Regions from separate parts of the Homo sapiens genome. Here all the other regions are linked to region 1. Evidence: chromatin contacts called from ENCODE Hi-C or POLR2A ChIA-PET data. All regions are on one chromosome and are shown on one strand. The core of a region is the stretch at or near the end of the contact, and the rest is flanking DNA. Distances in the headings are between cores, read along the strand shown.

What was found. Hi-C counts contacts between places; a loop is a spot of excess contacts on that map. ChIA-PET counts read pairs that join two places held with the same protein, here RNA polymerase II (POLR2A). Pooled maps may share reads with other maps.
Region 2: a pooled map shows a loop between it and region 1 (19-fold over the local background). The contact joins the promoter of ERVK3-1 here to the promoter of ZNF552 in region 1. A Hi-C loop is called at or near these places in 1 of 37 single-sample maps with no recorded cell type and 11 of 50 pooled maps. POLR2A ChIA-PET finds 5 or more read pairs at or near these places in 1 of 52 experiments (naive thymus-derived CD8-positive, alpha-beta T cell).
Region 3: a map of naive thymus-derived CD4-positive, alpha-beta T cell shows a loop between it and region 1 (2.5-fold over the local background). The contact joins the promoter of ZNF548 here to the promoter of ZNF552 in region 1. A Hi-C loop is called at or near these places in 2 of 168 maps with a recorded cell type or tissue (CD8-positive, alpha-beta T cell and naive thymus-derived CD4-positive, alpha-beta T cell), 3 of 37 single-sample maps with no recorded cell type and 11 of 50 pooled maps. POLR2A ChIA-PET finds 5 or more read pairs at or near these places in 3 of 52 experiments (MCF 10A, activated T-cell and activated naive CD8-positive, alpha-beta T cell).
Region 4: a pooled map shows a loop between it and region 1 (6-fold over the local background). The contact joins the promoter of ZNF773 here to the promoter of ZNF552 in region 1. A Hi-C loop is called at or near these places in 2 of 37 single-sample maps with no recorded cell type and 7 of 50 pooled maps. POLR2A ChIA-PET finds 5 or more read pairs at or near these places in 2 of 52 experiments (PC-9 and activated CD8-positive, alpha-beta T cell).
Region 5: a pooled map shows a loop between it and region 1 (6-fold over the local background). The contact joins the promoter of ZNF549 here to the promoter of ZNF552 in region 1. A Hi-C loop is called at or near these places in 11 of 50 pooled maps. POLR2A ChIA-PET finds 5 or more read pairs at or near these places in 3 of 52 experiments (A673, PC-9 and Panc1).

The regions. Positions count from the first base shown.
Region 1 is chr19:57,812,443-57,818,595 of GRCh38, reverse strand. ZNF552 (zinc finger protein 552) reads left to right here and starts at 3,683. Exons shown (of 3, transcript NM_024762.3): 1 at 3,683-3,885; 2 at 5,176-5,302. The coding sequence starts at 3,853. RefSeq lists an enhancer at 3,359-3,408.
Region 2 is chr19:58,300,474-58,306,626 of GRCh38, reverse strand. It overlaps ERVK3-1 (endogenous retrovirus group K3 member 1), which reads right to left and starts at 1,250. Exons shown (of 4, transcript NM_001396080.1): 1 at 1,182-1,250; 2 at 411-539. ZNF8-ERVK3-1 (ZNF8-ERVK3-1 readthrough (NMD candidate)) reads right to left here. Exons shown (of 7, transcript NR_144447.1): 5 at 411-539. ZNF8 (zinc finger protein 8) reads right to left here. Exons shown (of 4, transcript NM_021089.3): 4 at 3,836-6,153. RefSeq lists enhancers at 544-1,044, 1,259-1,528.
Region 3 is chr19:57,386,375-57,392,527 of GRCh38, reverse strand. ZNF548 (zinc finger protein 548) reads right to left here and starts at 2,674. Exons shown (of 4, transcript NM_001172773.2): 1 at 2,414-2,674. The coding sequence starts at 2,428. RefSeq lists enhancers at 2,417-2,896, 3,037-3,116.
Region 4 is chr19:57,496,846-57,502,998 of GRCh38, reverse strand. ZNF773 (zinc finger protein 773) reads right to left here and starts at 3,061. Exons shown (of 4, transcript NM_198542.3): 1 at 2,886-3,061. The coding sequence starts at 2,918.
Region 5 is chr19:57,524,318-57,530,470 of GRCh38, reverse strand. ZNF549 (zinc finger protein 549) reads right to left here and starts at 3,115. Exons shown (of 4, transcript NM_001199295.2): 1 at 2,865-3,115. The coding sequence starts at 2,897.

The DNA.
Region 1 (6,153 bases), core at 2,434-4,933:
ATGTGACCTGGAAGTCCCCTCCCTGCTTGGAGTTGTCCCCGCCTTTCTGGTCAGAACCGATGTAATTCTTACAAATATTCACTGATGTCTCATGCCCCCCTAAAATGTATTAAACCAGCCGGCGCGGTGGCTCAGGCCTGTAATCCCAGCACTTTGGCAGGCGGAGGTGGGCAGATCATGAGGTCAGGAGATCCAGACCGTCCTGGCTAACAGGGTGAAACCCCGTCTCTGGTAAAAATACAAAAAAAAATTAGCCATCCTGGTGGTGGGCGCCTGTAGTCCCAGCTACTAGAGAGGCTGAGGCAGGAGAATGGCATGAGCCCAGAAGTCGGAGCTTTCAGTGAGCAGAGATCGCGCTACTCCACTCCAGCATGGTCGACAGAGCAAGACTCCGTCTCAAACAAAACAAAACAAAACATACAATCTGTGCCCCAACCACCTTGGGCACGTGCCGTCAGGACTTCCTGAAGCTGTGTCACGGGCATGCATCCTCACCTTTGGCAAAATAAACTTTTTTTTTTTTTTAGATTGAGTCTCCCTCAGTCGCCAGGCTGAAGTGCAGTGGCGAGATCTTGGCTCACTGCAACCTCCGTCTCCCAGGTTCAATCGATTTTCCTGCCTTAGCCTCCCGAGTAACTGGGCCTACAAGCGCGCAGCACCTTGCCCAGCTAATTATTATATTTTTAGTGGTTTCACCTTGTTGGCCAGGATGGTCTCAATCTCTTGACCTCGTGATCCGCCTGCCTCGGCCTCCCAAAATGCTGGGATTACAGGAGTCAGCCACTACGCCTGGCCGGCAAAATAAATTTTTCAAATGAACTGAGACCTGTCTCACATTTGGGGGGTTCACAAATCAATTGTAGCATTCAATTAATTGCACCACACTTTTACCCACTTAGTATCCTTTACTTGATATTCTAACTTATATTCAACTCCTTTTAGGAATTTGAAGTCAGTTTTATATATATAAACAACAATAAAGGATTTGGTAGCTTGATAGTGGTAATAGCTACAGTCCTTAAAGGTAGTGCTCTCCATCTGGTCATACTGGGCATTTGTTAAATCCATGAGTTCATGTCATTGATGGGAAGTGATTATCATTGATTTATCTTAAGAGAGCAGGGAGTGTTCTGCATGAAAAATTAAAATTACATGAGAGAAACAGTTGTAAAATGCAAGATACGAAAGCCTATTAATACTGACTAGATAGGCCAGGCATGGTGGCTCATGCCTGTAATCTCAGCATTTTGGGAGGCCGAGGCGGGTGGATCACCAGGTGAGGAGTTTGAGACCACCCTGGCCAATATGGTGACACCTCGTCTCTACTAAAAGTACAAAATTAGTTGGGCGTGGCGGCACGCACCTGTCATCCCAACTACTCAGGAGGCTGAGGCAGAAGAATCACTTGAACCCAGGAGGCAGAGGTTACAGTGAGCCAAGATTGAGCCGTTGCACTGTAGCCTGGGCGACAGAGCGAGACTCTGTGTGAAAAAAAAAAACAAAAAACACTGACTAGGTAATTATTCAACAGTTCTGACAGAAGTAGTTCTGAGGAAACATCAGTAGATGGTGAAAAAACTTAGGGCCTCAGAGAAATGTTAGCACTGATGTCTAAGAGATGGAATTATGCTCAGCACATAATTGGAATGGTCACTCTGATGGTTTTGGCTTCAAAATGAGATTCTTCTTTTTTTTTTTTTTTTTTTTTTTGAGGTGGAGTCTCACTCTGTCGCTGTATAAAATGGACCAATCAGCAGGATGTGGGTGGGGTCAAATAAGGGAATAAAAGCTGGCCAGCCAGTAGCAGCAACCCGCCCAGGTCCCCTTCCACACTGTGGAAACTTTGTTCTTTCGCTCTTCGCAATAAATCTTGCTGTTGCTCACTCTTTGGGCCCGCACTGCCTTTATGAGCTGTAACACTCACCGCGAAGGTCTGCCACTTCACTCCTGAAGCCAGCGAGACCACGAACCCACCAGAAGGAAGAAACTCTAGACACATCTGAACACCTGAAGGAACAAACTCCAGACATACCATCTTTAAGAACTTTAACACTGCCCGTGAGGGTCTGCGGCTTCATTCTTGAAGTCAGCGAGACCAAGAACCCACCGGAAGGAACCAATTCTGGACACAATACCTTTCAAACAAGGGACCTGTCCAGGCTTCCTTCTGATGACCAACCCACCTCTAATGCTGGCCAGTCTATTTCACACAAAGTTCTAAGTTTTCCTGGTGTCATAGTAACACTGTAATCTCCCTTAAATCCTTTCTTGAAATGTTTCAACATAGTTCCTAGTGAAGTGGGCTTACTTTGTGCCTGACCCATGCTTCTTTGAGACAAAACACCACGCTCACACCACACGCACACCACAAAACAAAGAACAGGTAAAAAGGGCACACATACACTTTTACCGTTTACACCAAACCAGAATCAAAATCCAAATCAGAGTATCCAGAAATCCAAGCCAGGTCAAAACCAAAACGAAAGTATCAAGCAATCCAAATCAAGTCAAAAACAAAAACCAAAGTGCCGGTACAGGCATGCCGTGGGTGATCAGGCCACCCTTCCACTCAAATGGAGTGGGCAAGTTCCAAAGACTAGTCTTACCAAGTTTCAGATGTCCGGACTCCAAGTGCCTGTTCCTTCCCAGTGTTCAGCCGCTGCATTGATCCTCTGTGGGGGCCTGCCACACGCCACTCTGGCGAGGTGTTCCACTGGGGCAATTGCCTACCCGGGAGTGCTCTCAGGTTCTGCGTCCCTCAAGCTGGCCAGAGTCCCCTGTAGGGATGCTCCACAGGGCAGGCCTAAGCTGCCTAAGGGGCTGCCTCGACTATCTGTTAATCACCTGGCTTCCCAGTCAGGGAACCAAGAAATGTAGCAGGACAAGCCGCAGGGCTGTATTCAGCCTGGAGCTTTGGCAAGACTCACATCTCCAACTACCAAGCTCCCCAAGTGAGGAATTCCTGTCCCTTTTAAGGGCTTACAACTCTAAGGGGGTCCACATGAGAGGTTTGTGATCGATTGAGCAAGCAGGGGGTACACGACTGGGGGCTGCATGCAGTGGTAATCAGAACGGAACAGAACAGGACAGGGATTTTCACAATGCTTTTCCATACAATGTCTGGAATCCATAGATAACATAACCGGTTTGGTCAGGGGTCGATCTTTAACCAGGCCCAGGGTTGGCACCTGGCTGTCTGCCTGTGGATTTCATTTCTGCCTTTTAGTTTTTACTTGTTTCTTTGGAGGCAGAAATTGGGCATAAAACAATATGAGAGGTGGTCTCCTCCCTTAACAGCACAAACGCTTAATTAACATTTCTTTTTCTTTTGAGACAGGTTCTGTCGCCCAGGCTGGAGTGCAGTGGTGCAGTCATAGCTCAGTGCAGCCTGGACCACCTGGGCTCAAGCAGTCCTGACACCTCAGCCTCTCAAAATTTGGGATTACAGGCGCGCGCCACCGTGCGGGTCAGGAGGCTTCCCTGAGGGCCCCGGAGGTGGAGCTGGGCTTTTCCTTCCGAAGCGCCCCTGGGAATCTCTCTCTTTACGGCCTTGGAACCTGGGAAACTACATTACCCAGAAAGCTCTGCGTCAAATGACAGCACGGCAGAGCCAGTGAGAGTTCACATTGAAGGCGTTTCCGTGTGCGCAAGTAAGGTAGAGGCGGGACTCCCGGCGCCCTTTAGTAGCGACCATTTCCATTGGCGTTAGGGAGTCCTTGGAGCGCTGTGTTGGGACCGTGGTGGTGACTGGATCCAGGAGGTCGAGAGTCGTTCTTCTCTTTGCACAGACGTGACTCTGCAGCTCTTTAACGGCGCCCGCTGCTCTCAACCCAGCTTACCCCACGTGGTCCCATGGCGGCGGCCGCGCTAAGGTTCCCCGTTCAGGTAATTGTGGCGCCTTCCGTGCTCTCCGGTCACCTCCTAGTCACACAAGTCCTAAAGCAGCGAGGGAGCGGCACCTGTTTACGGCTCTGCAACCCGGACCCGGCGTCGGGACACTGAGGCGCTCTCGGGAGGGATCCCTGTTTCAGACACCCGTGGGATGCGGTGGGGAGAGCGACAGGTACAGGGAGGGGCGCGGGCAATGGCCTGGAGATGGACGGATCCGGGAGGATGGAACCTGGGGTCCACAGGCGCCTGTAGGGAACAACCTGTGAGGCGGAACTCCTCCTGGAAAAGCAAGGAGGCTGGGGGCTGTGAAATCATTGCGAGGACACTAGAAATAGGAGAATTTCCAAGAAAGAAGGGACTGGATCAAAGTCCAGGCTTTTAAAGTTTCCTAAAGGCCAAATAAATAACAGAGTAGAGAGGGGATGACGTTGGGGCCCTTTGAGATTGAATCCTTGTAGATCATATAGGTGGTAGAGATGACACTTTGTGCTGAGACACGCAGGTTAGACAATAGTCCAAGGTCACCTGGCTCCGTGGACACAAAAGCGTTCAGGGAGGCCTGAGCTTACCAGATCCTATCAGGGACACAGTCCTGTAAAGTCAGCCTCTTCCCTCAGGCCTTTATGGCTGTAGAAGCATTTAAGGAACGCATACAAGAAAGTGGAGGGTGGGGCCGGGTGCAGTGGCTCACTCCTGTAATCCCAGCACTTTGGGAGGCCTAGGCGGGTTGGTCCGGAGGTAGAGACCAGCCTGACCAACCATGGAGAAACCCTGTCTCTACTAAAAATACAAAATTAGCCAGGCGTGGTGGCGCATGCCTGTAATCCCAGCTACTTGGGAAACTGAGGCAGCAGACTCGCTTGAACCCGGGAGGCGGAGGTTGCGTGAGCCGAGATCGCGCCATTGCACTCCACCCTGGGTGACAGAGCGAGACTCCGTATCAAAAAAAAAAAAAAAAAAAAAAAAAAAAGAATGAGGTGCGTTCAGAGAGGGTATCTCTGCTGTGCTGAAGGTGCCACATTGGGCTTTCCATGACCTCGGCCATACTAGGGGAAGTGCCTGTCAGGAGGGGGTGGACTCTTATATCACAGCCACCGCACAGATACCTATTTGTTCAACTAACTATTGTTGTTGGTGGCTGTACCCCATGACCAGTGGGCCTAGTTTCTCCTATGTTTGAGGACCTTGAGAGGAGGATGTGCGAGAGTAGATGTGTGGGAGAGATGGATTGTGATACCTCAGCATAGGGGTGGTTTGTGGTTTCATCTGTCAACATCATAACAGGGCACAGTGACTTTTGAAGACGTGGCTGTGAAATTTACCCAGGAGGAATGGAATCTCCTTAGTGAGGCTCAGAGATGCCTGTACCGTGATGTGACGCTGGAGAACCTGGCACTTATGTCCTCCCTGGGTAAGTTGCCCACACTCACCCCTGTGACCTGAGCTAGTCTCTGTCTTTCCCCCTCTTTTTCTATTGGCAAGACTTTCTCATGTCAGGAGCATGGACACAGCTTCCTACTTCAGTTCTTGGTTGGTAGGACTGAGGTATGCATACTGCCCTCTCCATTCTTGGAGCAGCCCCAACACCTGCTATTGAGCTCCCAGGGAAGAATTCAGAGTCAGAAGTCTTACAGGCAACTTAATGCAGGCTACCTTGTTTGTCCTGTGGATGTTTGTGTGATTTCATCCAGATTTCAGGTTCGGGATCTAATTCATTCCTCTACCTGTTATTTCTTCATGCCTCCCTGTGCCAGGAATTGTCTTCATTGACATTGTCACTGCCTACATAGACTATAGACTGTTCTTGTAATACCGTCCTTAGAAATTCTCTTCATAGGTCTGGTGCAGTGGCTCATGCCTATAATTTCTGCACTCAGGGAGGCCAAGGTAGGTGGATTACTTGAGGCCAGGAGTTCGAGAACAGCCTGGCCGACATGGTGAAACCCCATCTCTACTGAAAATATAAAAATTAGCCAGGTGTGGTGGCACACGCTTTTAATCCTGGCTACTTGGGAGGCTAAGGTGGGAGGATAGCTTGAACCCAGGAGGCAGGGGTTGCAGTGAGCTGAGATTGTGCCACTGCGCTCCAGCCTGAGCAACAGAGCAAGACTCCGTCTCAAAAAACAGAAATTCTTTTTGTAATATTGTTTCCTGTCTGCTGTCATGTGCTGAGTTGTTCTAAGCCAGTGTTGGCTGTTTCCTTGTTCTGTCTTTCCCTTTGTTCTTACATCATGTATGTCTCATGTACTTGGTTATCTTGGT
Region 2 (6,153 bases), core at 1-2,500, 490 kb before region 1:
ATGGGCGCTGCTGGTGAGACAAAAGATTCTTTCAATTTTTGAGATTCAGAACATAGCACCTGCTGTCTGGCAGAATAAGAAGAGGACAATGGCAGGAGGACAGTACAGACCAAACCCCAAGCAGAGAAAATAGAAGGATCCACTTTAAGAACTTTCTGATGAGCTCGTTTCAATCTTTCTCCTACTCAGTCTCAATTTTCCACAGCAAGAGTACCTGTCTGCAGAAACCATGGGTTATGTGTAATAACCTCCTGCAGAAGCTTAATGTTTGAGAACTAACCCGAGCACCAGATTGTTTAAGTAAAACTTTAAGCAGCTGCACATAATGTTGCTCCTCAACAGACAGATTCTGCCCCATGTTACCCTGATTCAGAAACCTCCCGCTCCCGATACCTTCTCAGGGAACTGACCTTATATTCTCCGCCGGCAGACTCTCCCGTCCAGGGGTTCGTAGTTCGTCTGATCAGTTTCACTTTCTCTGCTCTGGCAGACCTTCCTCGTTCAGGTCCCTGGTCGGGCACCACTTGTCACGGTTGCTTCTGGACCAAACGAAGGAGAACGAAGGCAGAAATGAAGACAAAGACAAAAGGATCTGTTTGAAAGAAGGGGTCAGGGGGCTCCTAGATTCTAGGGAACAGGGCCCTGAGCTTTTACAGCCCTTCATATTTGTTAGGTAGACTGAATAGGGAGGAAAGGGTAACTGACGGTCAGCTATTTGATTTAACACAGGCCCACATGACTGCTTTCTTTGTTCAGCAGGTTCCAGATGTTCCTGTAGATAACCTCAAGGAGCAGGGGACCTGGGACATGACTGCCCCCAGCATTCCTTCTGGCGGCAGACGCAGTTTGTCAGTTTACCAACATCCTGCTTTCATGAGAACAGTTTGCGGTTTGCTCATAGAGCCTCCAGTGGTATAATGAGTTGGTCACGACCCTCATTCCTTCTGCCTCCAACACAGAATGCTCCCCTCCCACGGGCGCATAAGCGGTGACACCCGGCAGGACATGGCAGGTCGCGCCCTCACGCACCGCGCGCCTCTCTGCCCGCGCCGACCCGGGGTCGCGTTCCCCTCACAGGTCCCACCCGTCCACTCATTCACTCCCACCATCAGCACACTTAGGCCACGGGCGCCTCTCCATCCCTCACAATCACCCTCGCCTCTCCTCCACACACCACTCACCACTGTGGCAGCCTCCTCAGAGAGCCTAGCCGCCCGATAGTCCGCGCGCCCGTGAGCGTCTTACACACTGCCGCCGGCACTTCCGGTACGCACTTCCGCCTGGTGGCCAGCGGCCGCCCAGGACCTCACCTCCCAGAAGGCCCTTCGCCTTCCTGCCTGGAAACGGCCATGCACGGGATACAAGGCCTTCTGGGAAATGGAGTTCACAGCGCTGCGGGGCCGGAAGGGGAGCGTGGGAGCTGCGGATCGTCAGAACCTCTCGGTTCTGCGCAGGCAGCGCACCGGAAGGGAAGTATATTGACATCCATGGTTTTATATGTTCTTTGAAATATACAGCGTATGTACTTTTTTCTTTCTCTACGCGCACACATGTACACACATAGATATAAAAGTATATCGTTTGGAGATATTTTTCCCCCCTGAACCTTGTATATCCTTAAGCAGATGTCCCCTAAGAACACGTACATTCTTCAACTCACCCAAGTAACGACATTGAAGCCTGTACCCAATCCCCAGCCCATATGCTAATTTCTCCAGTTGTCCCAATGTCTTACGTAGTTTTCGTCTTTTATTCAAGCACAAACTAAACACGCATTACACTCTACTGTCTCATTTCAAGTTGCTTTCAATCTAGAATGGATCCTGTTGTTTCTTTATAATGATCTTGGCAGTTTTCATGTATCCAAGCGAGTTTTCCAAAATGCCCTCCAATTTAGGCTTGTCCGTATAGAGTATAAAACAATCATAATATAATTTTACAGGTTTTCTTCCACTGACCCTGCACATTTCTCCACTAAACATTTTTTGAAAACTTTCTGAAACATGGCTAGTATTACACCGTATGAATGCCATTTCTTTATCCCCCACCTCCAGCCATTTAGCTAGAAATTGAGCAACAGGTGTATGCAGTCCCTGTACATTCCTATTTCTGTATGTCCAGGAGACTCTCTGATAACAGGCAGGCCCTGCATGATGCAAATCACCTTAATCGAGGGAGGTGCCGGGGTACAGTGTGGGACATGATAATTCCATCTACACGCAGAAGGCCTGTATGACCTAGTGGAGGAGGCTCCCAATGTGCATACTGACTCGGGTTACACCTCCCTACTCCTACCACAGTCAGATCATCACAGGGGGACTTTAAAAATTCTATCAGCTCTGGGCCGGGCATGGTGGCTCACGCCTGTAATCCCAGCACTTTGGGAGGCCACAGTGGGAGAACCACTAAAGCCCAGGAATTCGAGACCAACCTGGGCAACACAGTGAGTCCCTGTTGCTATAAATGAAAAATTTTTTTAATTAAAAAAATTTACATCTAAATAGCTATACATGACTAGTGGCTACCATGTTGTACAGTGCATTCTGGAAGATGTCCATGTTGGATCTCCTTACAAAAGACCTATGGGAGACTGCTTTTCAGACTGGATGCTGATTTCTTCCCAGTTACCCATTGCAGAAACAACTTGAATACCTTGGAGGACATGAAGATAACACTGGAAATGGGGGACTTGGCTATTGGCTAAAACTTGTATGTAGGGGGCTCTCATAATTGGGGCTCATTGATACAGGAAATTTAACAAAGTAACTTGGAAATGTATGTGTGCGCTACAGCCACCCTCCAGGGACCTTTATCTTGTATCTTTGGTATCATCGAGTTGAAGCTGTTTTACACTCAACTGTTTCTGTCAACTGAACACACACACACACACGAGTATATATAGAACAAGTATGAATATGACCAAGACACACACTCTCTGCTCATGTGAACACTGTATGGGGGATGCAGACAGTAAACAATGAAAGAAATTATCAAACTTACTTTAATTTGAAACAGTTAAGATTTTTGTTTAAATTTATTTTTTGAACTGGTAATAATTTTACATGTTTCAAAATTCCAAAAATATAAAATGATAAAGAGTGAAAATTATTCCTCATCACTGTCCTCCCAATTCTTCTGGCCAACCAGTATGCCACTTTTACCCTTTCAGAGATTATGTGTGTACATATAAACAAATGTTTCTTATTTATTTATTTATTTTTGAGATGGAGTTTCGCTCTTGTTGCCCAAGCTGGAGTGCAATGGCACAATATTGGCTCACTGCAACCTCCACTTCCTGGGTTCAAGCGATTCTCCTGCCTTAGCCTACGGAGTAGCTGGGATTAGAAGTGTGCACCACCACACCCAGCTTTTGTATTTTTAGTAGAGATGGGGTTTCACCGTGTTGGTCAGGCTGGTCTTGAACTCCGGACCTCAGGTGATCCACCCGCCTCGGCCTCCCAAAGTGCTGGGATTACAGGCGTGAGTCACCTTGCCTAGCCTGTTTCTTCTTTACATAAATGGAAACATACTCTACAGTTTGACACCTTGCTTTTATCTACTTAACTATCTTAGAGCTCTTTCTCACATTAGTATAGTTTGAGGATCCCTAATTCAAAAATCTGAAATCTGAAACACTTCTGGTCCTGAGCATTTTGGATAAGGGATACTCAACCTGTATATAAAGAGTCTTCATTTTTAAGGCTATGATCTCCATTCCACCATAAATGACTTAGCCAGTTCCCCATGGTGGACATGGAGGGTTGTTTCCAAATTCTGACTTTTAAAATCAATAGCATAATGAAAACCATGTACAAACAGTCTGCACACATACAAATATATGTGTAGGATTTATTCCCAGCAAGTTTGCTTAGACAAAGGGTTTATGTATGTGTAATTTAGATAGTGGCTGATAAACTGCCCTCCACAGAAGTTGTATCAATTCACATTCCCACTGTAAATGTATAAGAACCCCTCCAATGCCCCCTTTGAGAAAACTCAAGGCTGGTAAAATACTGGGTGGAGAGCACATTGTTACAATCCTCCTGAAAGTTAATTTAAAGAGCTACATGAAATTCATAGAGAAAATCCTCAAAATAGAGTAAGCACATGTTACAAGACAACTAGAAGGGATTCCAAATTTCTAAACACAAGATAACTATACACATATATATTCCTCTGTGTGTATGTAAAATTTAGTGTACACTATGTATGTGTAGACACACGTGTATATTTTAAGAAAAAGCTGCAAGGAAAATTAGTAAAATCCTAATGGTAAGGACCATCTATGGATGGCTAAAGTATGAGGAATTTTACACAAGTTTTCATTTTTTTTTTACTTTTATGCATTTTCCAAGTTTTGCTACAAAGAACTCGCATTACTTTTATGAACAGAAAAAAACATGTCTTTTCCCTAGTTAACAGTAATTTCCACGGAGGAGTTTCTTATCTGTTTCAAAATATCTACAAGGAAATCAGTAGGAATATCATGCTTAGAAAATGTGAACTGAAATGAGAAACAGAAAATATGCAAAGATCTGAAACACTTCTGGTCCCAAGCATTTCGATAAGGAATATTCAAGCTGTATATAGAGTCTTCATTTTTAATGAATTTTTATGATCACCATTCCACCATAAATGACTTAGCCAGTTCCCCATGGTGGACATGGAGGTTCTTTCCAAATTTTTACTTTTAAAATCAATAGCATAATGAAAACCATGTAGCCTGCACACATATAAATATATATGTAGGATTCATTCCCAGCAGGTTTGGTGAGACAAAGGGTTTATGTATTTGTAATTTAGTGACTGATAAACTGCCCTTCATAGAAGATGTATAAGAACCTTCCCACACCCCCTTTGAGAACTCAAGGCTTGTTGAGTTCCAGTTGATTGCTTCATCCCAGCTTACCACCCTGTGGGGCTGCTATAACCTCAGCCAACCCCATGCCCCCTCAGAGAAGTATCAACTGTGACCCCTTCAGGACTGGCCATTTTGGGGGCCAAGGTGGAGGGAATGAGGCAATCACAGGCCTGACTTCCAGAGCTGTCTAGAACCATGCTGTCATTTTTGGTCCCACTGCTTCAGAGGGGAGGAGCTTTCCTGTCTGGATTCCCAAGCCTGTGCCCCAAACTGCTGGTGGAGCAGAAAGGAGGAATGATCCAGAATAGGGTTTTGGTACCAGACTGTTTGGTTCACACTCTGGCTGGGCCACTTGGTAGCACATTACTTCTCCTCTTAGGGCCATCCTGCACTGTTGGTGGCAGTGGGGATGAAGTAAGCAAATCCGAAATGTTTACATGGCAAAATCAACAGGACCTCTAACTCCATGGAGTGGGGAAGGGGAGAGGTCAAGAAGACTGGTTTTCTGGCTTCCATGATGGGATGGCAAGTGGAAACAGCCTCCAGGAAAGGGATCAGGGAAGCAGAGACTAGTCTGGGTGGAAAATGAGTTTTGTTTGGGGTAGGCTGGGTTTGGGGAGCTTTCGGCACACCTCGGGGAGTTGCCCAGTAGCACACAGCAGTTGTTTGGGTCTGAAGCCCAAATCTCAGAAGCACCAGACTGATTTGGTGGTGAGCAGCACAAAGCTAGGGATGTAGATGACACCTGGGGAGGGCGTGGAGCACAAGGTGGACTCTAGGACCCCAGCATTTAGGAAGGGTGACGGGAGGTTGAGAAGTCCCTGAAGAGTTAGAAGGAACCCCACAATGCAAGGAGATGGAGCTCTGCAAAGAGGTTAGCAGGCTTCACAGTCCTGGGGATGAAGAGAGACGACACCAGAGGTAGTACCTTGGACAGTGGTTGCAGTGGGTTCTGTGAAGCAGTGGGGGCGGACAGCAGGTCTGAGGTGTGAGCTGCCACCAAGGGAATAGGGAGCACAAGCGATTCTCCCAAGAGCTTGAAGGAGAAAAGCAGCAGATACGGCTAGCTGCCTCCATCATCCACCAAGGGAATAGGGAGCACAAGCAATTCTCCCAAGAGCTTGAAGAGAAAAGCAGCAGCTACGGCTAGCTGCCTCCATCATCCACTTCCCAGGACTTTTCTCTCCCACCTGTCTCCACCACAGAGGTTAGAAAGGTAAATACGAGGTTTCTAAGCCCCGTTGTTATTAGGGGTGGCCCCCTGACCCATCTGTGGCCAGTGAGACTAAGGG
Region 3 (6,153 bases), core at 1,425-3,924, 430 kb after region 1:
AATGTGCTGGGAAAACTGGATTGCCATATGAAAAAGAATGAATCTGGACCAATTTCTCTTGCCATATACAAAAATCAACTCAAGATGAATTAAAGATTTAAATGTAAGACCTGAACGAAGAATACTAAAGGAAAACTCAGGGAAACCCCTTCTGGACATTGGTCTAGGCAAAAAAATTCATGAATAAGACTTCAAAAGCATAAACAACATAAACAAAAGTAGACAGGACCTAATTAAACTAAACAGCTTCTGTATAGCAAAAGGACTAATCAACCAAGTAAATGTACAACCTGAAAAATGGGATGAAATATTTGCAAACTATGCATCTGACAGGGTACTAATATCCAGAATTTACAAAGAACTCAACAACAAACAAACAAAACATAACAAAAAAACAACAACAAAAAATCTCATTAACAGTAAGCACAGGGCTGGGCGCGGTGGCTCACACCTGTAATCCCAGCACTTTGGGAGGCCGAGGCAGGTGGATCACCTGAGGTCAGGAGTTCAAGACCAGCCTGGCCAACATGGTGAAACCCCGTCTCTACTAAAAATACAAAAAATTAGCTGGGCGTGGTGGTGGGCACCTGTAATCCCAGCTACTTGGGAGGCTGAGGCAGCAGAATTGCTTGAACTAACCTGGGAGGTGGAGGTTGCAGTGAGCCGAGATCGCGCCACTGCACTCCAGCCTGGGCGACGGAGCGAGACTCCATTTCAAAAAAAAAAAAAAAAAAAAAACAGTAAGCACAGGGCAGACATTTTTCAAAAAGAAGACACATAAATCGCAAGCAGGCATATAAAAAAATGCTCAACATCATTAATCATCAGACAAATTCAAATTAAAACCACAGTATCTCCTTACACCAGTCAGAATGGCTATCATTTAAATGTCAAAAAACAACTGATGTTGCCCAGGATATGGAGAAGAGAAAAAGGTTACACACTGTTGGTGAGAATGTAAATAAGTACAACCTCAATGGAAAACAGTATGAAGATTTTTCAAATAACTGAAAATAGAACTGCCATTAAATCCACCAATTCCACTACTGGGCATCTACCCAAAGGAAAATAAATCATTACATTAAAAAAAACATGTATTTTTATCACAGCACTATTCACAATAGCAAAGATAGGGAATTAACCAATTATCCATCAATGTATGACTGGGTAAAGAAAATGTGGCATATATATACACAAGGTAATACCACTAGGCCACAAAAAAAAAAAAAAGCATGAAACTATGTCTTTTACAGCAATGTGGATGGAACTGGAGGCCATTATTAAATGAAACAACTCAGAAACAGAAAGTCAAATACCAAATGTTCTCACTTACAAGTGGAAGCTGAATAATGTGTACACATGGACAAAGAGTGTGGAATGACAAACATTGGAGACTCCAAACAGGTAGAAGGATGAGACGAAGATGAGTGATGAAAAATTACTTAATGGATACAATGTACATTATTCAGGCGATGGATACATTAAAAGCCCAGACTTGACCACTATGCAAATATATCCATATAACAAAACTGCACTTGACTCCTTAAATTTATGCAAACAAACAAACAAAAAAAACCCGAGACCGACCTACTCAATCTGATCCTCAGACCATTCTCTGGCCCAGTCCAAGCCCTCCATCCGTCTGGTATCGCCAACCCAATCCCCTTCCTCAGACTCCACACCTTTATGTCCACCTGTCTGTGTGACATATCCATCTTGAGACATTTGAGAATCACCATGTCCAAAATCCAACCTGTGATCTTCTCCCGGAAATCTGCTCTTTATGCTGACTTCCCCAACTCCATTCTTCCAAACGTTCAAACAGAAAACAAAAAACAAAACAAACACTTGAAACGGTTCTTCACTGCCTTTGTTCAGACATAACTGAAGCACCAGGAAAACCTACGGGCCCTATCTTTCAGGCCTATGAAGAATCTCATCACATCTCCCTCTACTGTCACTGGTCCAGCCCCAACCATAATTCTCCTGGGTCTACTGCAGTGGCCTCAGGGCCTTTTCGCGTCTCCCTGTGTCCATTCCTAACCTGGTTTTCCTAACTTGAAACTTCGAACTCTGGACCTGCCCCCTCCAACTGTCCCTCCCTTGACAACCTTCCATGGTTACTGGCTGCTCAGGTTGCCATTCCAAGCGAGAATTCACAAAACCCTCTCTTTCCCGCAGAAACAACACACACCCCTGACGCCCCAACACAGCCCACTCGGCAGCGCCTCCATGCTCTGAACCTGAGGTCCCTAACGGGAGCTCTGAGGCTGCATCAAATCGGCTGATACGGGGACCCCACACAGGAACGCCCCTCTCTTCGGGACAAGGGGCCTGACCTGCAGGGCCCCTTCAGGGGGCTTCAGCACTGGGAGGACCGGTCGGGCGGGGGAGCCTGGGACGGGACACCCACCTCAGTCAGGTTCATCAGCAAGGCCTCCGCCAGCCCAGCCAGGGAAGAGCGGGGCGGGAGCGACAAAGGCAAGACAAGGACGCCACTGTCCCCAGCGCTTGTCAGTTGACTCACTCCCGCCTCTCCGTGGTGGGAACCGAGCCGCTTCTCGCGCTTTTCCGTTCCGTCACTTCGGTGACGTCAGACAGAGCCATAGGCCGAAGTTGGTGAAACACCACACAGAACCAAAACGACCACCACCAGGAGGACGGCGGAAGTCCCGCCCTCCGACGGTGCGCACGCACGCAAACGTCCCCTTCTAAGCCTTTATTGGGTAAGTCGTGCCGCCGAGAGCTGCAGTGTCTTCTGGGTTATGAAGTTTCGACACCGCTTCCGGACTTGTCTTAGAGCGTTGATCAGTCCTTATATGGCAGATAAAGGCCCAGTGGCACTGTCAGGGGAGCTGGGAAACGGAGTCCCCGACTCCAAAGACAGGAGGGGGCTTGGCTTGCTCTTAAAGGCAACATACGGTATTTTTTTGGATTGTAGTATAGGATATTTACAGAAATGTTAGCAACTTATTACTTAAGACTCTATTAAGCACAGCTAATTCCCAATAACTACAGGTCCAAAGAGACACCCCATACCATAAAGGCAGTCTGCCTCTACTCATGCCTGCCAGCCATATTATTGCTTTTCAAATACACATACAGTTACGCTTTGGCGTCTGTTTAGTAAGCTTCAATATGTTTGGTCCAGAAGAAGAAAGAAAGACTACGCAGTTAGGGCTATGGACTGGAATTTGTAGGAAGGATGACAGGAGACGCTGAAGTAGGTTGAAAGGGTGAAGCTATGCCTCTGGATCAAAGAGAATACATCTTACCTGACTGTAGAGTCAGCGATTGTGTTCCTACGAAGGGTGCAACGCTTTTATTCTAATAATACTTACTACTTCATATCTGAGATATTTTCCATTTATTTTAAGAATCACAATCCTATCTGAAAATGAGAGTGACGACCAAAATGAGTGATTGAGGCATAAGTCACAAATCATGGAGGATTACTGGACCAGCCTAAGGGCACATCCAGAAAAATGTAAGTCACAGAAGCATCTGTGGCTGGTTTTTCCAAAGAGGTTCTTAGGAGGTTTAGTATTTATTATACATTTTCCTTAAAAAGGAAGAGGGGTTGGCAGTGAGACAAATGATTACAGACATGTGAAACTTTAGTTAGTGCCCAGTAAATCTACATTTTACATAAGATAGAGTAAACACGTGAGGGGAAAAGGGAATAAAGAAGATGTCTCAGAGAAGGATGAAGGAATGAATAATCTCATCTTCTCTCTGTTCTGTACCTTGGAAGATAAGCTAGTAGTCTTCTGAAAAGGTTGATTTCTATTTAGCCCTTAGGGAAGAAAACCTAATGATTGTAGTGTGGTAGGGGATATAATGAGGTGTGTCTGATTTCCCGTTCCTCTATAGTGGTGAATTCAGCTTCCAAAGTTATTCTAGGGTTCTCATGGTCAAGAGGGCATCCATTCAGTCAGTTAGGGGGTGCTTAGAATTTTATTTTTATTTCTCAAGAGCAGCTGATACATGCCATTTCTGGACAACATTGTCTACCGTTTTCATAGTTGAAGCATATGCACATCTTATCCTCAAAAAAGGTGTGGAATTCCATGATGTTATCTTCTTCCTCAGAAGTGATTTAAAATTTCACCTGTGTTTACAACTGTATTTGCACAGGGAGTCGAAATGTGAAAAACACTTGTGAAATAAAAAAATTACCGAAATCTATTAGTAATTATGTAGGTTATTCCAAAAGAAAAAAAACCAGAAGCCCTAGAGAAATCGATCTGTAATGTGAGAAAAAGATAAGATCTCAATGTTTGAGTGAGAGACAGCAAATTCTGAGAAGTCAGAGAATGAAGTTGAACCTGTGGCTCTGCTGGACACTTGGACACACTATGCTTTTGTTTCCAAAATGTAATTTTTTTACACACTTGAAAACATTGCTCATTAACTGCTTAGAGGGGTAAGTACAGATGATAAACTGAAAGACTTGCCACAGATAAAAATGAATAGAGAAGCTGTGTGATAATGTGTATTTACTTCTCTAGTAAATGTTCAATGAGCACATATGTATTGGGTTTCAGATCAATGATAGGTGCATGGGACACACTGGGAATAGGTTTCCCAGCTGCTATGTGTATACAGGACTGTTCTATGTTTTCTTAGATTCTGTATTTGTCTGTTTGATATTCATTAATCACAGGGTCAAACTAATAGAACCAAAGTTGTTTACTTTTTTTCTTGCAAGCCACTTACTCAAGTGCATGAAACTCATATAAAACCCCCCAACCACAAACACTAAAATGTGTTTTTCCTTCCTGCCCATCGACGGTATCTCTACCTCATCATTCTCTGCCACTTTAGTTATAAAGACATACTTCCAGTTACTCTGTTTTCTCTTTCTGCTTTCCAGTCTCTGTATGTAATAAGGTTTCTTGTGGCCTGTGTGGTGTTCAGTGCCTCTTATTTCCAGGGAACTGTAACATTAATCTTTTCTTTTGATGGCAGTGTCCCCTCTGTGTCATTGCTAATTATTAATTAAGACCTGGGCACAGTTTAAGAATATGACCTATATATAACGATTTTTCCTGAATCCTGTATTGACTTATCAGAATGGCCTACATATCCTACATATCAGCTGGTTGTAATATATTACAAAGAATCACCAGTGGGAGACACATTTTTCTCAGACTGTAACTGGCCGTTAAATTACTCATTGGCAACATGAGTTGAAAATCATATCCTCACAAACAAATATCTAGATAATACTTATGATGTCTTAGTCCAGTTAGCGTTGCTATAAATGAATACCTGAAGCTGGTAATTTATAAAGAAAAAAATGTTTATTTGGCTCAAAATGTTGATGTGTGGAAAGTTTAAAATTGGGCATCTGCATCTGGTGAGGGTCTTCGGCGGGTTCTATTCATGGTGGAAAACGAAAGAGAGCTATAATGCGAAGGAATCATATTGCAAGAGAGGAGGACAGTGGGTGGGGAGTGTATCAGGCTCTTTTCAACAACCAGCTTTCTTGGGAACTAATAGAGTGAGAATTTACACATCTTCAAGTGGGGGTATTCAGGTAGGATCTACCCTCATGACCAGAACACCTCCTATTAGGCCCCACCTCAAACATTGGAAATTAAATTTCAACATGAGCTTTGGAAGAGACAAACATCCAAACCATAGCATATGATTTCTTACAAATTCTGGCTGTTGGGAAACCAAAAATGGGGAATGAGAATTAAGTTGCTGGCTTATGTTCAAGTAAGGAAAAAATTTATCTCTGCCCCAAATCCATAATCATAAACAAGAAACCACCATTAATTAGAGATAACTTGGGATGTGTACCTATGCTTTAAAAGTCAGCTAGTCAGCAAAAGCTTCACCCCAGTAATTAACCAGAAACTTAGCAAATCATTGTTAGGCCAAGATTCTAAAATTTTTCCAATGGGGGTAAGGCCCAGTACTAAAGATGGTCAATCAGTGGCAGCCCCAGGCTGCTGGCAACAACTAATCCACAAGTGCCTCCTGTCAGTAATCCTGTTTATGAAAGCCAGTTGGTAAATGGTTGCATTTACACTAACATACCTGAAAGTCCATCAGTCTTTCAACTCTGCTGCTTCTGAAAGTCCTCAGTCCCTGAAGGCCAGCCTTCCTAAAAGCTCATATAATAGCAGTTTTGGCTTTGTT
Region 4 (6,153 bases), core at 1,812-4,311, 310 kb after region 1:
CAGACTCTGGCTAGGCGCTGTGGCTCATGTCTGTAATCCCAGCACTTTGGGAGGCCAAAGCGGGCGGATCATGAGGTTAGGAGATCGAGATCATCCTGGCTAACACGGTGAAACCCCATCTCTACTAAAAATACAAAAAAATTATCTGGGCGTGGTGGCAGGTGCCTGTAGTCCCAGCTACTCGGGAGGCTAAGGCAGGAGAATGGCTTGAACCAGGAGGCGGAGCTTGCAGTGAGCCGAGATCATGCCACTGCACTCCAGCCTGGGCGACAGAGCGAGACTCCATCTCAAAAAAACAAAAACAAAACAAAACAAAAAAAACGCAGACTTCAACCACATCTCCTACGTCCACAGCCACCACTCTGGTCCAGCACTCACACAGACTACTGTAGTAGCCTCTTTGCTGGACTCCCAGCCTCCACCTTTAACCCTACAGGTGTTCTCAAAGCAGAAAAAGCTTGTTAAGATTGGGCCGTAATCCCTGTGTAGCCTTCCCCATTTCCATCCTTCCTGATATCCAGGAAAAAACAAACAAACAAAAATACAAACAATAGAGGCCCAGCTCCTCAGCCAACCACTTCAGGTCTGCCTTATACCTGCTGATGCTTCCCCCAGTCATAATGGAGATCTAAGGTTGCCTAAGCATTCCCAGCTCAACCTTACCTCCACGTATTTTCTAATGTTGATCACTATGCCTTCTAAATCTCCTGTCATTGGTTGCCAGAAATGAGAACCTCTCCATATAACATATAATCTGGGCCAGGCGTGATGGCTCATGTCTATAATCCCAGCACTTTGGGAGGCAGAGGTGGGCGGATCACCTGAGATTGGGAGTTTGAGACCTGCTTGACCAACATGGAGAAACCCCGTCTCTACTAAAGATACAAAATTAGCCGGGCGTGACGGCACGTGCCTGTAATCCCAGCTACTTGGGAAGCTCAGACAGGAGAATCGCTTGAACCTGGGAGGTGGAGGTTGCGGTGAGCCGAGATTGTACCATTGCACTCCAGCCTGGGCAACAAGAGCTAAATTCCGTCTCAAAAATAAATAAATAAATAATAATATGTAGTCTGGACTCAGGACCCTGACTGTATGACCATTTTGCAGGGAACTCAAATGGAAGGGGAGGGAGAATAGCCAGCAAGGAGTCCCAAGACACCATAATTCTGAAGACCATGTAGGTAGGAGTTGAGGAGGGTGAGGGCCTGAGACATCCTCCACTTACCTTCTCATGGTCTATAACTAACTCTGAAGTCACAAGAACCTATGGAAAATCAAGACCATGAGAACCAGACAGTGATGTTACCAAAGGATCATCCAAGCCCCCTCGTCTAGCCTGGAGTCAGGTGTGCCTGACTATCTGCAATCTGGGCTTTGGTTCTTAGTGATGCCTCTTACCTGTTGTGTGCCCTTGGAAAAATGCTCAACTTCCCTGTGCCTTGGTATTGCCATCTGCAACATGGCAATAATGGTATTCACTCAATAGGACTATTGTTTGTATCAAACTCATTCTTATGTGTCTAGGACTAAATATCAACTCTTACTGTACACATAATTAATGCTTCTGTCAACATTTTCAGTGCAAATAAACTGGTAGGTTTTCAAAATGTGGGTTTCTGCCTGGGTGCAGTGGCTCAAGCCTGTAATCCCAACACTTTGGGAGGCCGAGGTGGGCAGATCACAAGAGCAGAATTCTGTCTCAAAAAAAAAAAAAAAAGAAAGAAAAAGAAAGACAATGTGGGTTTCCTTTTGGCAATCTGGCTGCCTGCTATATACTCCCCTGAAGACCATCCTGCTGAGAGCCCTCCCTTCTACTGGAGCAGTTGATCATCCCACCTGTGCTGATAGCTAGGGAAACTTAGGCACCAAAGGTGCTGCTCCACCAGCCTGGCTGACCTTTCCTTTTCTCCATATGGACTGGACATGAGGAACTACTAAGCCTGGAGTGGCAAACCTATATACTACCCAACACTGCGGTCTCCATCCAGTCCTGGGTGTTCATACTCTATAACCCTCCATTCCTGCAGGCACCAGACAAAATCACTTCGGACCACGAAACTCCAGGCTGTAGAGGCTGCCCCATCCTACAGGCCCATCTCTCCCTTCCCTCACCTCAGGGACCATCTGAAAGAAAACTTTAAGATTCTCCCTCCTAAATACGAGCCCCAGGCCTTCCAGCTGCTCATGTGGACATGACACCTCCACTCTGGGACATCTCAGGATCACCATGCCCAAAACCTATTCCCTGCACAGCCTTACCCATCTCCATCCTTCCTGATATTCAGGAACAAACAAAAATACAAATAAAAATCCAGAATGGCTCTTCATTCCCTACTTTCTTTCACAGTCACATCTGATGCAACAGGAATTCCCGTCTGTTCAGTTTTTGAAATCCATCCAAGATCTGATCACTTCCCCTCCTCTGTGGCCCAGTCCCAGTAGACTCTCCACTAGTCTACTGAATTTACCTACTCACAGGTCTGTCTTCACCCGCCTCACCCCCACCCCAGTCTGTTTTGACTTGAAGGGCCTTTGGCAAACTTTGAGAAACAGATCTTGTCACTCTTCTGTCTCCAGCCCTCCGCGGCCACTGTGGCCCCCTCAGGATGAAAGCGCAGCTGCTCGGGCTGTCGCTCGACACGCGCCTCGTCCCTTCCCAAGCTGCCCACTACAGACACCAGGAGGCCTCAGGTTCGGGACTCGCTGAATGCGCCTCACATCTTTGCGAGCCGGGCCCCTTGCCCTCCATTGCCACCCCATCACACTGCGTGTCAGAAACGGGACGCCGCCCACGAACGCCCCACAGTTCTGCACCCGGGGACCTGAGCAGGCGGCCCTCACAGGGCTTTAGGATTCGGGGGAGGCCGGGAGGACGCGGCGCTCACCTGAGCGGGGTCCCTCAGCGTGGCCGCCGCCATCGGAGCCTGTGGCGGTGAGACAACGACCGAGGAAAGGGCCCGGGCCACCCTGGGCGCCGCCACCGAGCCTCAGACCCGCCTCTGAGCTGCGAGAACACAGCGCGTCCCCACCGCGCTTTCCGGAGCTGGTCGCCGCAGCGAACAACCAGCTTCCGGCAAGCTGAGTTCTCTTGAGGGCAGCGAAAGCAACCGCCGAGGGGAGACGCCGGAAGTCCCGCCCATTGCGCGTCGCACTCTCGGGTAGACCTCTTTTCATTGGCCAAGCATCGCGGCTCACGGCGCGGCGCCTTCTGGGCAGTGTAGTTCGCGTGGCTCCAAACTTCGAGGAAGTGGGCATAACTTCGGAGATGGAGATTGGAGACGGTAGATGATGGAGATGGAGATGGAGATGGAGATGATGGAGATGATGGAGATGGAGATGATGGAGATAGAGATGATGATGGAGATGGAGATGATGGAAATGGAGATGATGAAGATGGAGATGATGGAGAAGATGGAGATGATGGAGAAGATGGAGATGATGGAGAAGATGGAGATGGAGATGATGGAGTAGGAGATGGAGATGGAGATGATGGAGATGATGGAGATGGAGATGATGGAGATAGAGATGATGATGGAGATAGAGATGATGATGGAGATGGAGATGATGGAGATGGAGATGATGGAGATAGAGATGATGATGGACATGGAGATGATGGAGATGGAGATGATGATGAAGATGGAGATGATGGAGAAGATGGAGATGGAGATGATGGAGTAGGAGATGGAGGAGAAATGAGTGTCGAGAACTCTCGGACTCATCTGGAACCTGTTGTAATTGGAGATGGGCCTGGATTTCAGTTTCCTGCAGCTGATACTCCAATCTTTCCTTCTTTTGAAGGACTTGAAGAGGATCTTCAGGGCCACCATAAAGAGGTTTCACTGGGCAAAGCCACGTATACCTTCCTAAATTTCCTTTGGCAAGGGGACACCCAATATTAATGCCTGATGTATGATAATAAGAAAAGGCTCTGAATTCTGGATGTAGGTGATGAGAGAGTAGGGGAGCCCAAGGATTTACGTTCCTCTTTCACCCCATTCTCATTTGTGTTCTTTCCTTCCTCAAGGACCCAACATTGGTGTAAAGGCACAACAACAGGCAGCAAACCCATAAGCCAACTCCCCCTCAATTTCTCCCCTTCATCCATTTCTGCTCCATATTCCTGTCACAGTTACTATGGGACTGAACGAAGGGGAACGAATGCAGAAATGAAAACAAAGGCAAAATAAATCTGTTTTAAAGAAGGGGTCAGGGGGCTTCTTGCTTCTAGTGAGGAAGGGCCCTGAGCTTCCACAGACCTTCATATTTATTGGGTAGAAAGAGTAGGGAGGTGGTGGCTTACGCCTGTAATCCCAGCACTTTGGGAGGCCAAGGCGGGTGGATCACAAGGTCAGGAGATCGAGACTATCCTGGCTAACACGGTGAAACCCCGTCTGTACTAAAAAATACAAAAAATTAGCCGGGTGTGGTAGCAGGTGCCTGTAGTCCCAGCTACTCGGGAGGCTGAGACGGGAGAATGGCATGAACCCGGGAGGTGGAGCTTGCAGTGAGTGGAGTTCATGCCACTGCACTCCAGCCTGGGCGACAGGGAGAGAATCCGTCTCAAAAACAAAAAAAAAGAAAAGAAAATATCGCTCTGGTTTTGTAATGATAAAATAGAACCTACATATATTTTGTGTTATGCATTCTTGGCATACCTATTTCAATGAATTCTGGTTTTTTGAAATTGTCTCAAATATTCAAAAATTTTTTCCAGTATATTTATTGAAAAACATTCACATATAATTGGACCTGTGCATTTCAAACCTGTGTTATTTAAGGGTCAGCTGTACTGTCATGAAACCACCAACACAGTCATGATAGAGAAAATTACCATTGCCTGATAACGTTTTCCTGTACTCTTTCAGTCAGAACCTTCCCCCTCAGACCGCAGGCTCAATAACCAGTGATCTGCATTCTTTTACTCTAGTTTTGCAGCTTCTTCATTTCATATAAATGGAATCATACTGTATGTCAACTTTTGTGTCTGGCTTCTTCCACTTGGCTCAGGGATTTTCAGATTTATCTATGATATTTTTACTTGTATTCATAGTTTATTCTTTTATGTTGTTGAATGGTATTTTATGTTAAGATATACCATAATTGATTATTCATTCTTCTGTTCACGGAAATTTTAGTTTGTGTGTGTGTGTTTTAAAAACAAATTCTGGTGTTTGGGTTTTATAAATAAAACTGCTGAGCATGCAAGTGTAAGTATTTCTAGAACATATGCTTTTGTTCTCTTGGGGATATCCCAATAGGTAAGATTCCTAAACTATATGGTAAGCTTATGCTACCTTTAAAGCTGCTACACTGTTTTCTGAAGTTGTTTTACTACTTTTGCAACTTTCTTGAAAAGAGATTGACAATAGAGTGTTGTGTGAGTGTATTTCTGGGTTCTCTGTTCTCTTCTGTTCATCTCTGTCCTTTAGCTAATACTGTACTCTCAATTACTGTACGTTTGTATGTCCTAAAGTCATAAAGATTTTCAAACTTATTCTTATTTATAAAATTGTTTTGGCAATTAGTCCAGGCCCTTTGTATTTCCATGTAACTTTTTAGAATACATTTGTAAATTTTTATTTAAAAGATTAGGTTTTTATTAGGATAGTTAAAGGAAAACTGACAACTTCAAAGTATTAAGTCTCAGATTCAGGAACTTCTTGTGTCATTTATTTATGCCTTGTTTAATGTCTCTCAGGAATGTTTTAAAGTTCTTGAACATATTTTGTTAAATTTATTTCTAAATATTTCATATTTTTATGCTATTGTGAAGTACATTTTTTCAGTTGCCAAGCATGTATTTGCTAGCTATATACCAACCTAGTAGAGACACCTACTTTTTATACACTGGCCTTTTTATCTTAGGACCTTGCTAAACTCAATTATTAGATCTAGTAGCTTTTTAGTAGATAATTTCGAATTTTCAACATTATCATGTCATATGTAAATACAGACAGTTTGGGTTCTGCCTTTACAATCATTAGATTTTTTTTTTAATGAGAAGTGATGAATGTTGACGTATTTATGTTATTCCTAATGTTGGGGAAAATCAGCTTATCAAATATTTGATCACATATATATCAAATGTGCTGTTAGCTGTTTTTCATAGATGTGCTGTATCAGGTTGAAGAAATCACCATCTTGTTTAATTTG
Region 5 (6,153 bases), core at 1,866-4,365, 290 kb after region 1:
CCACTTACAGAACTCAGGAAAATATTTTACTTATGTTTACCAGTTTATGATAATGGATGTAACTCAGGAACAGCCAAATGGAAGCGATGCATATGGCAAGGTACTGGGAGAGGGGGTAAGGCAGAGTACTTCCACGCTCTCTTACGTCACTCTCCCAGCACTTCCAAGTGTTCACAACCTTGAAGCTTCTAGAACTCATTGTTCAAGATTTTATATAACCTAATCTCCAGATCTCTGCTCCCCTCCCTGGATGCCAGAGGTGGGGCTCAAAGTTCAAATTCTATAATCACTTGATTTTTCTGGTGACTGACTCCACTCTGAGGCTATCTAGAGACTCCACCTTGTCTGCTCACCCTAAGCCATCTCATAAAACTCAAGTATAGAAGTCTTCCCTTATCAGCTGTTTTGCTATTTGCAGTTTCAGTTACCCACACTCAACTTCAGTGTGAAAATTATAAGTATTAAATTTCAACTTCAGTCTGAAAATAGTAATATTAAAATTCCAGAAATAAACAATTCATGTTTTAAATAGTGCACCATCCTTTATTTATTTATTTATTTATTTATTTTATTTATTTATTTTTGGAGACGGAGCCTCGCTCTGTCGCCCAGGCTGGAGTGTAGTGGTGCAATCTCGGCTCACTGCAAGCTCTGCCTCCCAGCTTCACACCATTCTCCTGCCTCAGCCTCCGGAGTAGCTGGGACTACGGGCGCCCACTACCACACCTGGCTAATTTTTTGTATTTTTAGTAGAGACGGGGTTTCACCATGTTAGCCAGGATGGTCTCGATCTCCTGACCTTGTGATCTGCCTGCCTCAGCCTCCCAAAGTGCTGGGATTACAGGTGTGAGCCACTGCGCTGGCCAACAGTGCACCATTGTAAGTAGTGTGAGGAAATCTCACTCTATCGAGTTTAGTCCCTTCTTCATCACAAGGGTGAATAGTACAGTAAGATATTTAGAGAGATACCACATTCACATGTTTTTTATAATTTAACTTTTGCTTTTTTATTGTCTCAACTGCAGTTACTTAACTTTTATTAACTTATAAAGTATAACTGTTCTATATTATTTCCAGTTATTATTGTTCATCTCCTATACTGCCTCATTTATAAACTGGATTTTATTACAGGTATGTAGTCTAGGAAGAAACATAGTATATATAGGTTGGGTACTATCTGCAGTTTCAAGCCTCCGCTGGGGTTCTTGAAAGGTATCCTCTGAGGATAAGGGGGAACTACTGTTCAGACATTCATTGTTCAACTACTAAATGGTATAGCCTATTGCTCCTAGGCTACAAACCTGTACAGCAAGTTACTATACTAAATACTGTCAGCAACTGTAACACAGTGATAATTATTTGTGCATTTAAACATTTATAAACTTAGAAAATGCAGTTTGCCTCCTGATCAGAAAGAAAGAAAATGAAAAGGTACAGTAAAAATATGGTATCATAATCTTATGGGACCACCGTCACTGATGTGGTCAACACTGTTGTTATGCGGTCCATGACTTATCACAAGACACTTTTCACTGAGGAAATTACAACGATTTTAGGAATTCTGTGCCAGGAAAGCATGACAAAAAACAAACATTTATTTTTTATTAGAGCACAGAGTTATAGTGACATTTTATTCGGTTAACTAATTGCTTGCATAAATTTAATTTGTTAAATCTATACAGTCTAAACTTGTATTTTCCTGGGAGAGCTGCTCTTGCTGGGCTTGGGCTTCTCTGCTAGTCTGGCTGACCTTTCTCTGGCTCCACATAGAGTGAACAGTTCGCCAAGTCTTCTGAATGGTGACTCTACACAGTGTCCCACCCTCAAATCCATCCTATGCAGTGTGTATTCCTTACACATTCCCTTTGGAAGTACCCCCGGAACCCCATGGCCCTCCTATCTGCAGGCAGCTTCGCCAAGGCCGACCCACACTTTCCCAGCCTCCAGCCTCAGCCCTCCCTCTCTTCATCTCAAAGTAAAACCTTAAGATTTCCCGTCTAAATTTAAGGCTTGGCTTGAGTCTACGCCCCAGCCTGTCTCCATTTACACATCACTGAGTCAGTCCCCTCCCATGAATTTTCTACTTATGATTCCAACTGCCCATGTAACAACTTCACTCTGTGGCAATTTAGAAACACCACGTCCAAAATTCAACTCCTACTATTTCCCTGAAACCTGCTCCCTCACCAGATTTCTTTGTCAACTCTTCCAGATGTTCAGGTAAAAGAAAAACTTGGGATCATACTTCACTCCCACTTTTGCTCATAGGCACAAATGATGGAGCAGAAAATCCTGCTGGCTTTACCTTTAAGATCTACCAAGATTCTTATTACTTAGGTCCCTTCAGCAACCCGTCTGGTCCAGAATCCACCATAATCCTCCTGGAGCCTACTACAGCAGTCTCCTCACCAGTATCCCTGCGTCCACCCCCATCACTCCGTAACAGTCTGTTTTCTCCACTCATTGCCTTTGAAATATTTTTTCAGACCCTCACTCAGATCGTGTTCTCCTTTAGTTCACAACCCTCCATGGCTCCCAAAGACTCAGAATTAAAAACCCCGGTTGCTCAGGCTGCCATGGCAGCCGTGCCTTCTTCTCCTCATTCTCTCTGCTCCCTGCAGACACAGGTCCGCCCCCAAGTTTCCGAATGCTCGCGACCCCGGCGCACCTCCCAGGCTCTGCGCGTGCAGCCCCCACGGTACGCAACGCTCTCCCTTCTTCACCTCACCGCCCGTCAGCTCTGAGGACCCCACCCAGAACTCCTCGCTGTCCTGGAGAAGAGGCCTGAACTGCAGAGACCCACGCAGGTGACCCCAGTCCGGGGCCTCAGGACCCAGGTGAGGATCCGAGGACTCCGCTCTCACCTGCGGCGTAATCACTAGCGCTGCCTCGGCCATGGGACTTTAGGCGGGGCGGGGCCTGGAAAGGCGGGCGGTAAAGCCCGGGATCCGGCGTGCGTGCGGTGGCAAATCGCTGGGCGACGCTCAGACCGAGACCAGGCAAGCTCCTCTGCGGGCGGACACCACCTCCACCGGTTTCCGGCTCCAGTTACCTGGCCCGGACCCAGCGAGCCGGAAACGCCCAGCCCGCGGACGCGCTCGCAGGCAGCAAAAACGACCACCACCGGAAAGACGCCGGAAGATTCTGGCGTATTGCGCACTTACGGAGGTGCCCCTTTCCTGGGCAATGATTGGTCTAAGGCCCCGGCACGCTCGGCGCACAGTATTCTGGGTGGTGTAGTTCCTACCACGCCGCAGTCCGCCGCGCTGTGAGGACTCAATCCAAGAAAGAGAGGACAAAGGAAAAAACCCATCAAACTAGGGTCAGCAAAGCCTATTACATACACAGGATAAAAGAATACGATTTGATCTTCATTTCTCAACACAAAAGTTGACATATATTGCATACAATACATTAAAAATGTTGACAATTGAGAATTGACGCGACCCTTAATTTTTTTCTTTTTTTTAATGTAGAAACTATAACCAAAAATAAAATTCAAAGGCCTCCCAACTATCTGAATGGACCCCCTCCTCTCAGCATTATAGAGTTAACCTGAAAATCTAGTTCAGGCCATTATGGAAGAAGGGGTTGGACATGCCTCATTCTACCCCTACAGCAATAACATCAGCATAGACCTTAAGTCTGATAAGAAACATTTACAATCTATTTCTCTGAAACTTGCTACCTGCAGGCTTCATCTGTATGATAAAACCTGGGTCTCCAACCAAGGTGATCACTAACAGTGGGGTCAGCATCCCCTTATCCCACACGTTTGTGTTTATTCTGTTTTTTTGCCCTCAAGTGTTAGTGACTTAAATTACATAATGTATCTATTATCATAAGTGGAACTGAAATGAGATTGCAGAAACATTATATCTTCTTTTTCTTTTCTTTTTTTCCTTTTTTTTTTTTGACAGAGTCTCACTCTGTCGCCCAGACTGGAGTACAGTGGTGCAATCTCTGCTCACTGTAACCTCCACCTCCCAGGTTCAAGCGATTCTCCTGCCTCAGCCTCCCGAGTAGCCGGGACTACAGGCATGCGCCACCACCCCCGGATAATTTTTGTATTTTTAGTAGAGACAGGGTTTCACCATGTTGGCCAGGCTGGTCTAGAACCGGCCTCAAGTGATTCGCCTGCCTTAAAGTGCTGGGATTACAAGCATGAGCCACCATGCCTGGCTTTTTTCCCCCATATTTAGCAATTAGCTTTTGTTGCTATCCATTGTCTTCATTTCTCTTTAGTTTTTAATTGTTTATAATTTTGACATTTTATAATTACTTAAGAAAGGTTAGAAAAATTACCATTTAGATTGGAGTCATATTAAATAAGACACCTATATTGTAAAAATATCTTTATGAATGTAATCTTTGGCTATAGTGTTGTAACCGAGCGAGTTATAGAGAAATGCCACACTCTGAGACTAATTCTGGAGTCCTTTTATTGCCAGCGACCGAGAGACAGCTAGAGCTCAAAATTCTTGGCCCCGAAGAAGGGGCTAGATTTCTTTTTATACCTTGATCTAAATAGGGGAGGGGGAGTTTAGCTGAAGCAATTTTTACAGAAGCAGAACAGGCAAAAAGTTAAAAGATAAATGGTTACACAAACATTTACAGGAAAATAAACAGTTCCAGGTGCAGGGGCTTAATTATCACAAAGTGATAAACGCAGGGGCTTTGGGTACCATTAACTGAGTGCGTTCCTAGGAGCTGCTGGTACAGCGTGCCTCAGTGTCTATCAGTAAGTGCATTCCTGGATGTGCTTGGAGTCAGCTTGCACTAGTTATGTCCTTAAGGGAGGGGGATAAGGGGGCTGCAAGTGAAGAAACAAAAATGGAGTCTGTTTGGCTCTCTCAGCTGAGAGAGACAATCAGGTTAAAACAAGGTAGGGCATCACAATCGTTTGTCTCCACTATTATTTATTTCTGATCCTTTTATTTTTTTATTATTTTTTTTTTTTGAGATGGAGTTTCGCCCTTGTTGCCCAGGCTGGAGTGCAATGGCACGATCTCGGCTCACTGCAACCTCCACCTCCCAGGTTCAAGCGATTCTCCTGCCTCAGCCTCCCTAGTAGCTGGGATTACAGGCATGTGCCACCACGCCCAGCTAATTTTGTATTTTTAGTAGAGACGGGATTTCTCCATGCTGGTCAGGCTGGTCTCGAACTCCCGACCTCAGGTGATCGGCCCACCTCAGCCTCCCAAAATGCTGGGATTACAGGCAAGAGCCGCTGCACCCGGCCATGATCCTCTTATTTTAAGAGTTTTACGGGTCGGGCGTGGTGGCTCACGCCTGTAATCCCAGCACTTTGGGAGGCCGAGGCAGGCGGATCACCTGAGGTCAGGAGTTCGAGACAGCCTGACCAAAATGGTGAAACCCCGTCTCTACTAAAAATACAAAAAATTAGCCGGGCGTGGTGGTGGCGCCTGTAGTCCCAGCTACTCGGGAGGCTGAGGCAGGAGAATGGCATGAACCCAGGAGGCAGAGCTTGCAGTGAGCAGAAATCGTGCCACTGCACTCCAGCCTGGGCGACAGAGCAAGACGCCGTCTCAAAAAAAAAACAAAAACAAAAACAAAACAAAACAAACGCAAAAAAATTTAGCCGGGCGTGGTCGCGGGCTCCTGTAGTCCCAGCTACTCAGGAGGCTGAGGCAGGAGAATGGTGTGAACCCAGGAGGCGGAGCTTGCAGTGAGCCGAGACCGTGCCACTGCATTCCAGCCTGGGCGACAGAGCGAGACTCCGCCTCAGAAGTAAATATATACATAAACGAATGAATAAATCTTACTTCATTCAAACTTTGTCACATTTTTTCTTATTTGTGTTTTTCTAAAAGTTCACATATTCTCTAAATATCTCTTTCATTTATTTTTAAAGAGTAATCTGCAAAGCATTATTATCCTTCATATTACTTTAATTTGCACCAGCTTTAAAGTGAACAATCAGGTAGGTACTTTACGTATTGACTGTTTAAAATATAAATGAATATCTGCATTAAATATGATTTAGTGGAATATTGATATTGACTTATTTTATTATATTGACCTTTCTGCTATTTTTAAACAACTTTCTTGAAGTATTGGTTGATATTCTAGAAGAAATTCCATCTCTTTTAGTTAGCTTGCAATATTTAGTTTTGAATTTCAGAAAGCTAC